2 separate regions of the Homo sapiens genome follow, and region 1 is linked to region 2. A link is a loop called in an ENCODE intact Hi-C map of the cell type or tissue named here. Cell type or tissue: HepG2. All regions are shown on one strand.

Evidence for each region. Hi-C counts contacts between places; a loop is a spot of excess contacts. Peaks named below come from ENCODE experiments on the same cell type or tissue, not always from the same donor. Only the 100,000 strongest peaks of a DNase experiment are listed, where the experiment ranks them.
Region 1: a loop joins it to region 2, with 5 times the contacts of the local background. A loop is called at or near these places in 9 of 110 quality-filtered maps.

What each region holds. Positions count from the first base shown.
Region 1 is chr11:31,824,296-31,832,295 of GRCh38, forward strand. The region is part of intron 1 of PAX6-AS1 (PAX6 antisense RNA 1); the gene reads left to right. PAUPAR (PAX6 upstream antisense RNA) reads left to right here and starts at 2,272. Exons shown (of 1, transcript NR_117094.1): 1 at 2,272-5,008. RefSeq lists an enhancer at 1,521-2,945. In HepG2, no CTCF peak of the experiment used is centred here; no DNase peak of the experiment used is centred here; H3K27me3 peaks cover 5,303 bases.
Region 2 is chr11:31,638,271-31,646,270 of GRCh38, forward strand. All of the region lies in intron 7 of ELP4 (elongator acetyltransferase complex subunit 4), which reads left to right. Among named protein-coding and RNA genes, the nearest start is that of ELP4-AS1, 130 kb to the right of the region's middle. RefSeq lists silencers at 5,591-5,885, 7,597-7,797 and an enhancer at 7,254-8,000. In HepG2, a CTCF peak has its summit at 3,402 (motif pointing right); a DNase peak (open chromatin) is centred at 3,411.

The DNA.
Region 1 (8,000 bases), 190 kb after region 2:
TGCAGGTGCTAGGCACGGGAAATGGCGTCAGGCCCCAGCAGAACGCTTCACAAAGAGGAGAGGGCTAGCTGTGTACAGGGCCAAAAGAAATGAAGCCCCACATAAAATTACACCTTTTTTTTTTTGCTACAAAACCTGGTTCTTATATAGCAAAGTTAAACAAAGCAGCTATGCTAAATTAGCGTTACATAAAGGCGAGTTTAATGCTCGGTTACAGTCAACTGGTGTATCTCTGATGGCTAATTGTCTATCAAAATTAAAGAGAAAAGAACAAATGATTCGTTATAAGAAGGTGTTAAAAGCCTCAACAAAAGGACATTTCACAAATATAATATCGGCAGCTCCCGGATTGCCTGCGGGGTTGTTCAGGCCCCGGGCCTGCACAGCTATGAGAAGTGGGGTGCAGGGTGCTATTTGCCCAGCAAAAGCTCATTTCCTCCCAAATGAGTATAATGAAAACCCGAGAGGCGATATTAGTGTAAAGATCGGGATTAGTCCAAATAGGAGCCGCGGACTTGGGCTTCAAAGGCGACCCCTACTCTTTTTGCCCAGTCTGGGGGCGGAGGGCGCTCGAAGGGATACTTCAAGGACACCACATCCAACTTGTCGCAGCCCCACGTTCAGGCACAGGAGGGAGCGAACATTGGGCAGAGGGTAATTTCAACAAAGGACGGCAGGCTCCGGGGATCCCGGCTTTTCCCTGAGTTCTCTGGGTTGGAAGGAGAGGGTCCGGGCTCTGTCGGAGGAGTGGGTACAGCCCAGCACATGCTTTTCTGACGCGCAGCGCTGGCCTGGGGAGTGGGTGCAGCTGCTGCAGCCAGCCCCCACCCCGCCCCAGGCTGGGAAGGACGCAGAGTATAATACGACGGCCCCCTTCCCCAAGGGGACACTAGATCCAGAGCTCCAGGCATATTTGTTGTTCAAAGTTAATTATACCTGAAAGCAACCAAAATGCGCACGCCAGGCCCACGGAGGCCGATTGCCGACCAGCGTAGCCGGCCCGCAGCGCCAGAGAAGCCGCTCACTCCGGCGGAGTCTCTGCAAGAGAATCTGAGGCTGGGGAATAAAAGCCGAAACTAAATCAGGCAGCAAGAGTAACAAACCATCTGGAAAATGGACCCACGGAGCCGCAAGAATGTACTTTTTTTTTTTATCCTTGACAACTTGTGTCCTAAAGAAAGTGTATTGAAGATAATTGAAATGATTACAATTCATTGCTGCCTGACTTTGAATATGAACAGTCACATAATGACATCCCCGCCACACAACAACAGTTTAATTTCCATTATCCGACTTCGGGATCCTAGCGCCAGCCGCCGGGGCAACGTGGCGCTAATGCAGAAATCTTGGCTCCTGCCTGCATTATTCATTTCGGGGACGTGGGGATGGGATAGGAGTGGAGAGTGGGTTTCTTCCCCTCCCCCGAACTTATTCTGAAAATCCCGGGGACCAATGGACACCGAGGAACCGAAAGCCGAGAGAATAGCTGTCAAGGGGCCACTTTGACCGACGGGGCTGCGGTCGACGGCGCTCCCCGGCTGTCTTTTTGTCCCAGGGGTTCCCAGGCCCGCAGGGCTAGGATCCCCCAGCTCCCACCCTAGTCAGTCCCAGTCAGGGAGGACCTAGGCCAGGGCCTCCTCCCAAGGCTGTCATCTGGCGGGGCAAACGCTCTTCTCTCATTCCTTCGTCTCCCTTCCAGCCCTCGCATCCTTTCCTTCTTTCTGCTTCAGAGCTCTCAGGCTCGCGTGCAGGGCGGGATGGGCCCGGATCGGGGGCCCCTTCGCAGATTTGAAAGTTGCCTCGGCCTTGATCTTCTCCCAGCCTCCCTGCTGGGGACTCACCCCCACATCCCGCTACCCCCCGGGGAAAAGCGAAGAAAGCCAGAGTCTCTTTGCACGGCGGGGACGCTGGCGCTCACCTCTGGGCGCGGCCTCGGTGGAGCCTCAGGGCCAGGGCGGGGTGTGGCGGGGTGTGGCCCGGTGGGGTGAGGGAGGGACCCGGGGTGCAAGCCAGGCCAAGGCCTCCTCAGTGCGCAGGCGCCGTTCGGGCCCGCCGCCCCCTCCCAAGGCGTGGGGTCCCGGGGACAGACCCCGAGCCCCTCTCTGCGCAACTACCGCCTCTAAAAAAAAGACCATCTGGTAATTGTCTTTCTTTAGATCTTCCCTTAATTATGCTTTTAATTAAAGATGGTTCAAGGCACCGGACCACATGAAGGGCAGTAATTACAAATTACATTACAAACCCGACAGACGTAGCAGGATCTGCTGGGAAAAAGGTACCGGAATAAAAATTTGACTAAAGTTTGGGATAAATTAATCGGTGGCTTGAAGAACAGTAGCACATTTCTGATTATGTAGGCTCCAGCCAGGATTTAAGTTTTGTGTCATGATTGTTTTCATATTTCTTTGACATCTATTGATTTGGAGGCAGCTGCAAGCCTTTGTCACAGGAGAGAAGAGCAGTCACAATATATTAGCTTGATGGCATAACTCGAACCGGAGAAGCGAGGGGAGCCTGAGTGACTGGGGCGCACATGACCCCCCTCCTGGGGCCTTTGGGCTCAACCCTTACTTTTAACTTGTTCTAACAGGAATAATGGAGTAGTACTACTAATGCATGGTCAGAAGGGGCTTTTCTGTCTAGAACGCAGGCGGCGGGAGTTGCACCGCCACAGCCCGGGAGACCAAAGAGTCTCCACTCCCCGCTCCCGGCGCCTCCTCGCCGACCGGAGCCCCGAGCCCAGTGAGCCCAGCCGGTCCCACGTCGAGAGGCGCTGGGTTGGGAGAAGTTCTGCTGGTCGTGGGCTCGGCCCCCAGGCGCCAGGCCGAGTGCCCACCTCGGCTTCTTTAGGGGGCCTACAGCGGGCAGCCGAGCGGCTGGCGGACCCGGAGCTTGGGAGGCGACCGCCAGGCTGGTGCCCGGCCTGACCCGGCGTTCGCGGCCGCCCGCTCGCCCGCCGCGGGCCGGGAGCGTACAGGAGTGTGACGCAGATTGTGAAAACAGAAGGGAGGGAGTTGGGTCATTTCCTTCGCTAATCATCGCCCCCTCCTGCTCCTCCTCCCCACCCCCATCCCATCCTCGCCGCCACCCAGCCTCGAACTCTCTTCCTTGCCAGAGTCTGCCTCACTTTGAGCCAGTGGCTGCACTTTATGGAGAAAATATATGTGCCCATCACTCACCCATCTATTTGCAGCGTCCATGGAGCGCCTCGGGGAACACGCATGGACAATTAAACACACCCACTTACGGCGGGATGATGAGGCTTTCTGTTAACCACATGTGTTCAGAAATGGATACAGCCCTAATTTTGACACGGAATGCAGCTAATGCACCTTGCTATAGATGTACGTCCGTTGGAAAAGTGTGTGATGGGCACCTGATCTACACCAAGAGAACAGGGCTGTCTGCAGAAGACCCAGCGGCCTGACACCTTTTCTTGTTGCCGGGGAAGGAAAGTTTTTCTTTTGATTTGTCCTCTCACGATTTTTCCCTTTTCCTTTGCATTACAGTTTCAGAGAGGAATGTAAATATTTTGACTAGACCTCTGCAGGGGCCTTTTAAACACCAGGCACAATCATCTGTGGAATACTGTAGTTCATACTTTCAAAACTTGGGTGTTAAAGAGTCTGTCTTGCTGAGGAAACCCATAGAACTAGTGGCGACCTTTCAACTCCCTATTTGTGTGATGAAATGAAGTATGCCCTAGTGATTGTCGAATTTTAAGGACTTGTTCTGTCACTGCTACTTTCCGATCGTTTGCAGGGAAGAAAAATCAATCAAACAGACCTTTGATGGGGTTGTGGCAAGGTCACATTTCACTGTGCTCCAGGCTTACCTCTTCTTAACGCCCCTCCCTGCTGTGGAGCGTGTGCAGGTAGTATGCAAAACTCTAGAAATAATATTTGAAAAAATTAACACCTTGTTTATCTCTTCTGTGTATTTGATATAGGGGTTTCTTTCTTTTCCTGTTTTGGTGTTTAATACAAGGCTGATATATTGGAACAGAATGCAGACTTCAAAGAAACTAAAATTAGGAGGCAAATAGCGTCAAGGTTTCCTCGGTTTCTGTATGTAGTACAAATAGTATAGCGTCTTTTCATCCAAAAAGAAGCAAAAATTGCCAGGAGGCATAAAGCATCTCTGAATATCCGTTTTTTTTAAAGAAACAAACATTTCCCAAATATTGATGTACGCATGGTTTTATAGTCTGAAAATATTTCTAGGCACAAATATGGCATACAAACATTCGTTTCAACTCTGTCGTTGTTGTTAAAATGACAGTAAATTATAGTTTATTTTAAGATACCTCCCTGTTAATGTCAGTTGAGGTTATTTTAGGGCCTGGATGCTCTAGGAAGACCACCTAAAATGTGTTTATTTCTCTGCCCAATTCACCTATAGTGTAAGGAGCATTTTATTTTATTTTATTTTATTTTATTTTATTTTATTATACTTTAAGTTTTAGGGTACATGTGCACAATGTGCAGGTTTGTTACATGTGTATACTTGTGCCATGTTGGTGTGATGCACCCATTAACTCGTCATTTAGCATTAGGTATATCTCCTAATGCTATCCCTCCCCTCCCCCCATCCCACAACAGTCCCCAGAGTGTCATGTAAGGAGCATTTTAAATAAAATATTTTGGGCATCCTTAAGTCCTTTTTTAAAAATCCAACATTCTACAATTGTGACAAATAGGCTGAAAAATTTTGTTTTGTTTATACCAAATTCATTTTAATAAAGCATTTGCTGAGATTTTAATACAACAAATGCCAACAAAATGCATCAGAGTAGAAAAAAGAAAATATTTTCAGAATTGCCTATAATATTGCTTGTGATCCTAAATTTTTTGATGCAAGGAACTTGAATTTTTCAGCTAATATTATTCTGTTTTCTTATTCTGTGTTTCTATTAGAACACTCACCTATGCTCTGCTTCCCTTGCTGTCTTCCCATAGCTTATGTGTGCACTATGAATTTCAATAAATATAAATTACTGCTTAAAAGAGTAAAGAATGGCTACTTTATGACTCACTGTTCTCTCCTTACAATCTGCTCAAAAATCTTTTTTACAAATCCCATTGTAGCTACTTCCCCTCAATTCCACGATGAAAGTGAATGGCAAATGCCATTCAATTTAGAGGAACTCAAGCACAGAGAATATAAAGATGTTGTTCAAAGCCTCCCTCAAATCTATCTGTAGGCTTACAAACAAAATGAGACTGGAGGCAACATCAGTACACATCTCCGACTCCATATGAGGTTACTTGAAGCTTTGGGGTTCACTCTGGAAACAGAAGACATGCATCAAGGTATGTGTTCCTTAGAGACTGACAAGCAACAGTGGACCTCAGGAGAAATAAAACAACTCATGCTCTCAACTGCCTCTGATTTGCAGACAAGGAAGAGTTTTCTCTAATTTTTTTTTTTTTTTTTTTTTTTTGCCTGCATTACTTTTTCTGTGCTTGGTGGCTAAACCAGAGAGCAGTCTGCAACATTTTGCTTTTGGGGATTTCCTGTGGCTTTGCCACATTCCCTGGAGAAACTCATAAAGTCCTGGAGTCTATGGAGGGATTACAGAGAGCCACAAACATCATTCTTCCTCTAATCCATCTGGGGCAGATACAGTATTGATAACAACCTTTCTGTTACTTGACAGTTTCAGACCATTCAGATGAGAACAAATAATAGGAATTTGGTAGTGGAGGTGGGGAAAATAGAGGCAATTGGTATAGTCTTCTGAGTTGAAAGGACTGGTTTCCATTCCAAAATCGTGGAAACAAGTACAAAATTAAACACTTTCCATTCAATTCTTTGGAAGTGATTTCTTCTGTCTTTGGTTATTGTAGTGCATTTGTGTTGGGGAATTGATGCATTTATTTACTTTGTCCCTAAGACAAGACAGTGCTCAGTTGCTTGCATTTTGTAGCTTCAGTTTGTTTGGCTCTCCCAGCTTGAACCTACTATGTTAGGTAATAAGGAAGCCCATTTGCATTAGATAATAAGAATCAGGGACAAGGCAGACACAATGCTGATTAAACAAGGGCTCATATCCCATTTTGAGAGCTCCCTGATAACCAGCGCCACAATCACATTGGTAGGTCAAGCAAAAATCTGAAGATAAAATCAATGTCAGTTTTCTGTCTTGGTGACAGACAGCGACCCACCAGAATTATATCCAGTAAATCCTGTTATCAAGTTCCTCACTGTCGTTGATGAATTCACTTATGCTATGGGTCAGAGATTATGCTGTGGCCACCACCTATGTGATGATGTCTACGGCATCCCTCACTTTGACACAGACTTACACAGAACAATACGCTAACAATTATAGCTGTCCAACTTCCTGGTCTGCTTTGTAAGGTAAGGGCAGTGAAGACACTGGGAATGTTCAAGTGGAATCTGGGGTGTGGGGAAGACCAAACCTGCATGAAGGAGTGGTTAGGGAAATTAACTTACTTCCCAAACTGTATCAGGGCCAGAATCATCCCAGAAACATTTATTTTATCTATTGGTTATTTATTAAATAATTTAAATATGATTACTTGTCAAAATGAAAGTACATTCATGTGGTTCAAAATTCTGAAGTTCAGAAAATATTTTGTGAAAATTCTTCATATCCAGTCATACAGCCACCCCCTTCTTACCTATTGAAAGCAACCAACACTATCAGTATCTTATGTATAGGGGAGCTTTAAAAATATGGAATTCCAAGGCCTACTTAATGAGACTCTTTGGAGACAGAGGCTTTGCTATTGGTGTTTAAAAAAAATCTTTCCAGATAAGTTTGTTGATATGTGGGCACTTAAGTGATTTTTAGACTTCTTTCAAACACTGAGATTTTATGGAAATATATAATGTAATACTACTCGTCCCCTACGTTCCTACAATGTGTGTAAAGTATTTTCAAAACTAGTATATATTTTTTTCTTTTTGCAACCCTGTAAAATAGGTATTATTTTCTGCCCCCTTCCCATTTTTCAGAGAATGGAAACTTCTGAAAAACTCTCAGAAGTTTGGACAACTTGACGGAGGTAACTCAGCTAGTAAACAGCAGGGTCAGGTAGCATCATTCAAGGCCATGCTAGGACCTAAGTGCTTTTACTTTGAGCTTTACCCCACATCACATCAAATGATAACATGACCCGTACTTCAACATAATTATTTGCTATAAACTGTTTTAAAATAATTTTGATAAATTTGAAGTTCATTAGGAATGAATTATTCATTTCATTTTTATGATTAAACTTTACTACATTTATACATGACATGTAAGTTGAGTTGCAGCTGGTGTGTTGACATGATGTCAACGCTTTTAGTCATGTAAACATTTATCAATGCTGACTCTGTGTGTGTATGTGTGTGAGACAGGGTGTTACTGTGTCGCCCAGGCTGTAGTGCAGTGGCTGTAATCTTGGCTTACTGCAACCTCCACTTCAAACGACCCTCCTACCTCAGCCTCCTGAGTAGCTAGGACTACAGGCATGCACCACCATGCCCGGCTAATTTTTAAATTTTTTTTTGTAGAGATAGGGTTTCGCCATATTGCCCAGGCTGATCTTGAATTTCTGGGCTCAAGCGATCTGCCCACCTTGGCCTCCTAAAGTGCTGGGATTACAGGAGTGAACGCTGCACCTGGCCGATGCTGACTTTAAAGTTGCTGCCATTTTTTTTTTTTTCATATTTTGGAGCTACTAATTTTGGGGATAAGGGCAAGAATTCAAATATCTTTTCAAGCTTTTGAGGAGCTTGTAGGTTTTAGGTTCTATACTTGAGGTGCTTGTTTTAGTTAGGTTAAGGCTAAATTTCTCTAACAAATAGCCCCAGAAAAAATTCAGTGGATTAAAGAGAATAAGAGTTTATTTTCCTTTCATCTAACAGTCTGAGGTGTATGTTTCAGGGTAGCAGGCAGCTTGCTTTATGTAGTTTTCCAGCCATCTAGGATTCTCTATCCCTTAGGCTATTGCCTTTATCTGCATGAACCATAGATTCCTCCAGGT
Region 2 (8,000 bases):
AGTATTGCCAGAGTTTAATGTACTTGTCTAGAGAACAGTAGTTGGTAAACTATTTAGCTTTCCTTTATTCAACCAAATTTCAGATTTGAAACTAGCCTATAGCATATTTTCATTTGTCATCATTGACACTTGATCAATTAATAGCCTTATTCAATTTTTGTCATATACCCACTGTTTTATAATAATTTGATCTGTAGAATTTTTTCCCAGCTATCTCATTGAAGAAAACTATTACCAGCATGTTAGCTTATACCAAGGAAAATTCATTTTCTGACGAAAAGGAGGGAGAAAGGGCCTTTTTAAAATATGTCTCTTGAAAAATGAATGAGATTTTATTTAGTGTGTTATTTTAATTGATGTGTTTTCAAATTAATCTTCTATAACATTAATGTATTAGAGCTTTGAACCTACTGAAGTGAATGATACAGTATGTTTCTATGTAGAGAAATTCAGAACAAACCTTTTCACATCCATAAACTTTTTTGTTCATGCTGAGTATTTTAGCAGCTAAACTCTAAGTCTAGCAATGGACCGCTTTAGAACTAACCACTAATATGGGATTATGAAATGTGGACTCCAATGGCCTTGTGAATTTCTCTCAGTGTGAAATCTTTTATTCTTAAAACAAGAACTAAGAATAATTGCATGGTGAAGAAAAATATACTTTTGTGAGTTTACAGCTATAAATTTTGGGAAAATATTTTTTATCTAATTGTTGATCTAAGCATAACACCACCTTCAGTCATCTAACTTTATTTCAAATGATCTTTTTAAATGCACTTTATTAAGAAGAATAGTTAGGGATGAAAATTACAGATTAATCTCTTGATCATAGCTACAGTTACTAAAGGATAAAGCCAGATATTCAGAGTGTCATTTTTTATGAATTCTTTTCTTAATCAGAATATTCTTAACTGAGAATCTGCCTTTAATGTTTTCAGATCTTCTTAACGACTCTGAAATTGATTATAAGAAATTTACGTATTTAAGAGTTTAAAAAGAAGCAGTTTTTAAAATGAACTAAATTATATTATATCCATTTCAGTTTTACATCATATTTATCAAATTCCAGTGACTTTGTGTCAGTATAGTAAGTTGTAAACAGAATCTGTTTTTCTTTAAAATAACAAATAGTCTGTGTTTCAGTCCTTCTACCATAGACTTTGGACTTATAATTCTTACAGCTCAAGCTTTTTTTCTTGTTTCAGACTACACATGCTGATACCCGGTTAATTTTTAAAGTCACATCATAGCTTGTGTGCGTTATACGTATATATTTAATTTACTTTTTTGGACAAGGATGATTGAAACTTTTTACACAAACTCTAAATTATCTATAAAGTTCTGTCTATATTAAGCATAGTAGTATATGTATAACTTTGTCTTTGTGTAAATATGCATATTGAATAAGAACAGGATATATTTTAAATCGTCAGTAAGGATATATTTTAAATTGTCATTTTCATCTTTAAAAGAGAAGTACGATTCAGAAACCTTTCATTACACTTAATCTAACCAAAACATATTCAGTAAACCATAAAAAAAATTTGGTTTAAAATATTTTTCCTTTCTCTAAAATAACTTTGTGATGTTCTTGTTCATACTGTTATTCATTCTGTAGTTCCTATAATGGTAGTAGTTATTAGCTAAAGGGCTATTTAGGGCCAAACTTTTCAAATGTATCAATGATATAAATAGTGAAATGTCTCATCACGGTATGGAGATTGAGTCATCTGTTTGGACATATGGAATCTTTGGCTGCTGGACTGCATCATCTTTATAATGCCCAGTGTCCAAGGATGGACACAACTGTTCTGGGAGCAGAAGGGGGTGTGGGGAGCCCTGTGTGTTCAAGCTACATGAATATGGTAGGAGAAAAAGAGGGGAAATGATCTTTTACATTATTTTTATCATAAACTATCTTCTATATCACTTTTTGTGTATAGAAAACAAGTACAACTTTATTTAATTTTTCATTTATTTTACAAATAAAATTACTAAATTTTTTTCTTTGGCATTGTAAGATATCTGAAAAATACCTGTGAGAAAACATGAGTTTTGAATTATTCCTATTTATATACTTGGTTACGTACTTTCCCTTAAAGAAAGATTACCGTCATCAAATGTGAATGATACTTATTTTTTAATGTTGAGACCAAACATGCTTGTAAACAATTACAATTTAAAGCTGTTTAAGTACCACGTCAGATATTATGTCCTAGTGTTATGTTTTATCCCTTTCCTATTAATTACATTATTATTGCTATATGAAGAGTTCTTGCTTCTTTAATAATGTTTTCGCACCCTATGTAGTTAATCTTTAATGTTGGGAAGGACAGGGGAGAGATTAAATTAGGCTTGTAACCTCTTTTTCTTCCAGGCTGATGATAGAAAATAAAAGCTCTTAGCCACAAAATGTAACACTTAGAATTAATATTTAATTAGACTAGCAAATTGTACACTGTGGCTGAAAGCTTCCAAAGAGTTGTTAGTGCCACAATTGACCTACAGGTTTAATAATAACTCACTTCTAGAAGCAAGTGCCAGTTCAGCATAGTAGAGCCACTGTAAGAAAGTCCTGAGAGATTAAAATCAGCAAACCAAATGGCAGGCAAGGATTCCTGGGATGGAGCCTTCTGGAAAGCTGGGAGCTGGAATAGCTTTTAAGCCAGGATTCAGATGAGAACAGTGGGTGAAAAAGCTGATCCCTCCTGTTCTGGGAGCTTCTGGTTGTAGGCCAAAATCTTAGAACAGATTTTTACTAAATGTTTTTGCTGCAGCTATTAACTTACATTGAAAATCAAATATTGAATAATTTTTCTGTAAAATTTAGCAAACTTTTTGTGTCAACATTAGTTCTTAATTTCTTACATATTAGTACATAATATCTGTAAACTCAGATCATTAGATTATCAGATAGGTTTGGCGCTGTACATCTATGCTGTTTTGCTGTGACATGCTGTTTCCTTGTTCCCTGTATAGTTGATTTATATGGTTCATTTCTATATTATTTCATTACGGGGCATTATGCAGAGCCTGAGAAAGAGATTGTGAAGTCTGTAGCCCAAGAATTTTTTTTCTTCAAGAAAGTGTATATATCAACAAACATAATTCAAAGGCATTCTTAATTTTTAAAGGCCTTATATTATAAAAGCAATGCTATATTTTATGTTTATGATGCACTTAAATTACAAGATAAATAATTTGACCTCCTGGTGAAACATTGGATCTTTATATTTTTGCCAAATTGATCTGGTGAAAATAAGACACCCTGAGTTTGAAAATGCGCAGACTGAAAGGGGGGCACCTTACATAATTTATTGATAGTATCTTAAATAATTAAAGAAAAGCTAGTCATTTGTTCAAAATTCAAGCAGGTGAGGACCTTGCCAGCAGAGGGAGTAGTTCTGTCTTCCGTCAGGTTCCCATCATTTTCCCACCTGCCTCAGCCTTTTTCCCAGCCAGTCTCCCATCTGGACCTGGCTCTTGTCAACCTGCTCCTGATGACAGGCTATAATTTTATACTCAATATGGGATTATTCTAAGCTGATTTTAAACTTTAGTATCTTTAACCTGCTACTGCATCACAAACATCAGCTGGATGCTCTGTTTGATATTTGGATATTAGCAATTGTTTTTCAAGGCAGGGCGTGAGCTTTTGGACATCTGTGAATTGCATTTTAGGGTTTCAAGTATCAAAGTACTAAAAAAAGATTTCTGATTTAGGAAGTTTCCCATAAAACATTTTTAATCATGAAAGACAAATTTTTCTGTGGGTAGATTTCTTAATATGAAACTAGATGTATAGTTAAGAAAAATGCCTACAATTAATTTTGAATATTATACCATTATTCTGTCCAGCCTATTCATTTCAGTATTTTGTTCATCCCATTTCTGACTTTTCAGAATATGTAAGTTTTTGTAATGTTTTATAGAATAACTTACTGAAAAAGAAACAAAACTAATATAAATAAATGTTCTGCAAAGTATGTTTATTTGAATATTTGAAGCCAGTGTAAATATAATATAAACAATATTTCTGAAAGTAAAACAATGTGTTCTTAAAAAAAGTCTCAATTATAAAGAACCAATATTTTCATATCAAAATTTAGAATATTGAGTATTTGACCATGTAGAAAACACAAAAAGTTGTGGCTCCATTGCCTATTCCTAGTAAAATTTGATATCTTAGCAGTTTTTTTCACCATCAAGGTTAGGAATATTTGCCATTAGCCCCTTTGTGGATACGTTTTGAGCTTTAGGATAAAGAACCAAAATATGTTTGTTTTACAGTTTTCCTATGTGAATATTACTATATGATGCTAGGCAGATAATGTTACATTTAGAATTTTTTTAATTTACAGAAGTTCCTCTGTATTCTAAAATTAACCATGACTTGAAGTTCCGTGTTAAATCTGGAAAGATTTAATCTAATACCGTCATCAGTTTATTACAAATATTCTAAATTTCATGATTATGAACAGAATTATTTTCCCACTATCAAATATTTTTTAATAAAATAAAAATCTAATCCACAGAAGCAAGTGACAACTCTGGAGGAAGTGGGACAAGTTTGTAAAAAGTTAAAAATGTAGTATAAATAACTTTTTATTATTTCACAGTCTTGATTACTGTAGAATGGAAAACCTAATAAGCATGGAAAAATAAATGTCTTATTAAATATCCCCATATTTATCCTTGGATCCAAGCTTATTTTTTGGATTACAGAACAAAGAAAGGTCTTAAGTTCTCCTATATTCATGTTCTCTGCATATCATTTTTCAGAAAATGTTATAAATTGAACTGTTGATTATGACATACTTGCTTTTCTTGTGGGTACTCCCCTCCCCGCTCTCTCCCAACACACAACCACTACATCATGTATTATGGTCAAACGTAAAGTAACTTAAATATTTATCTAAGTCTTCAAAATTAACTTAATAGTGCTTTCGGGCTATTATAGCCCCAAATCTGTTATTTGTGCCATACTCAAATGAGAGCTCTTCCTTTCATATTATTTTTCCTATCTTTCTTAAATAGTATAGAGTAACTCAGGAACTTGCTCTTACTTGAGGCGTTGCATAAATGCTTTATGTTGATTGATTTACCCCTTTCAAGCTTCTTGATAATTAAGTTATTGGTTAATTACTTCTTAATCCTCTTACTAAAATTTTTTCTGGAAATATATTTTGTGTTCGTACAAATTGCATCTTTTATACTGTTGAGATAATTAGTTTTGGGAAAATAAGGAAATATTGAGGGTTTAAGGTATTCTGATTGTTACTTGGTAACTCTAAGTAGATATCTGAACCATTTTTATTAGAAAATTGTAGGAGCTTTAAATGGCAGTGATTAAATTTTTATCTCTTAACAAAATTCATAGTTTTGACTTTAAGAACTTTGATCTGAAAGGGAGCATTAAATTAATCTTCCTTAATTTAAAATCCATTTAACAGATTTGTTTTACCCTAATAAAAAATGTATTACCATTGTATAATGGCAAACAGGAAACACTCTATGAAACCAAACAGAGAACAGTCAAAACAAATACTCTGAAGGTTTTTTTTTGAAATTAAAATTGAAATACAAAGGTAGAAGACTGGACAATCTGATTTGCTTTGCTTATTTGCAACACCATTTGACATATTTTAAATTTAAATGATTAATTAAATTATGTTGCAACAGAAAACTTTAAGAGCCCTTTATGTAACTTAATACAATGCTATTTGAGATTGCCAGCAAACTCTTAAAACTCCTGGACACTGGCTTTCCTCTCTTCTGGCTTCCCTCCTAGTCATGTCTTGGCTACTATCCAGAGCTGACAACTCTCACCCAGGAGCGCAGGGAGATTTGTCTAGGATAAGAAGGATTTTTGAGCCATCCTACATTTTAATATCCAGATGGGCAAGGAGGAGGGGTGGCAATATCATTGTACATACTTGGGTGATGTCATTATAACATACATACACCATAAGCATTAATTTACCCAGATTGGTGAATTCTGAATGTCCTTACTGAAATGTTCCGTACTGGAAACGATATTGTAACAACTTGAAAATTAATGCAAAGATTATGTTCAAATTTAAGTAATTGACGTACAAATGCCTCTACTTCTCCATTTCTATCTATTAATATATACTGAAGACCAAAGGGGTTTTACATCTTGGTGAATAACATAAAAACACTTGGAATCTGTTAAAATGAGAATATGGATGTTCCAGTTTCAAGGCCTCTGCTCAGATCATTATGCTAAAGCTTTCTGAACACTGCTGGTTATATTATGACAATTTATTATCCATAGTGTATTCCTGCTAAAGTGAATTGTGATTATTATGCTTTTATGGGTTTTTTAAGCTGTTAATTTTATATTCTTCTAAGTAAATTCACCTGCTTTTATCTAAAAGACCATTTAGTATTAATATTATTATTTGAAAGACTTTTTGACAAGAATGATTTTAAGGTAAGATTACATCAATAGACCATATTCCTTATGAAGCTTGGAGGTGCAGAAGTAATCTATAACAATTTTTTTAACTTTTTAAAACACATACGTTTATAAGCCCAAATATCTTTTATGCTCCTACACATAACTAGAAGGTTGAATAAGTTTATAGTAAAAATAAACATTTTCTCAGTCAGAAACTTAGATGTTATTCTTATGTAATTTCCATTGCTTTTTATTCTATAAATGTTTTTCAGATATCCCTACAACTTTCACAATTAATCTGGTCTGCCACATTATACAAATAATTTTGCAAAATAAATGTGCAGAAAGCAGTAAGATCACTGTGAAACTATATAACTAATTTTATGGTAATAGTATGATGAAAAATTATTCTTGTACTAATACTTTATGGAAGTTTTTTCAATAGACTCTTGTTTATAGTTAATGACTATGATGCAAACCTGTGAAACTTAGAAATATAATAAATGAAATACATGAATGAGTTTCTGGAAAATTGTGAAATCTAGGCTGTGCATATTTTTCAGTTAGAATTCACTAGTTTTCCCTTTCGAAGTGGATAACTGATTTTTTTAAATCTCCCACAAACTACCTTTAAAAGACTTATAAAGTTGATAAACATTATAGGATGTAAAATGGTTTATTAGTAAATGTTAAGATTAAATGAAAGAAGTAAATCCTCTTTGAAATAAGCAAATGTCAGGTTGACCATTTAAATACACAGTACTTTGCTTATGTACTATCAGAATGGAAATTTATCTCATCTTTAAACCTTGCAATTTCTGTTATTCATATAATTGAGAAAGTCCTAGTTTATATCACTGAAATCTTGAATAGATGAGTTCTAACAAAAATTGACTTGTATCATTTTAGTTTCAGATATTTAGATAAAAAGGCTTAGTCTTTTATTTATAGATAAAAGGAAATCTGACCTTTTGATTAAGAAATATTGTCAGTAGCCTTTATAAATGCTTGTTCATCTGAGGGTCCATGACAGGAGTACTCTTCCCAGTTGAGTTTATCCTAAAAATGAAATGATAAGAGCCTGCTGGTTATTATCCATGATTCTTCTTAATGGGGGAGCCACATGGTTATTCTTCATCTCCCACTTGTTCTCACCCTTTACTACCAACCCAGCCACACCCCACCCCCACCCCAACATTGTTCAGTACTCAGCACAATGAATCATTTTCAAGTTGACTCATTGTGAACTGTATCCCAGCTGTTGGAATGTCTGGCAGACATTTTTGTTTGGGTGAAGAATAACTGGCTGAAACCCAACCTGGATGAGTTTGATATAATGGTCTTTGGCTAAAGAAATATTGAGAGGAACATGTTTATGGCCTCTGAAGCCCCTGTTATTCCTGGAGTAGGACCATCCCCTGTGGCACAGAACTGAAAGTAAGGAATCAATCTGGATTATTTTCTCACCATTGAATGAAAAATTGCCTTAGAAAAAATAGGCATTTCCAAACTATGTTTTTCTATACTTAGTGTGCCCACGTGATTGAACATATTAAAGACAATTAAGAATAAT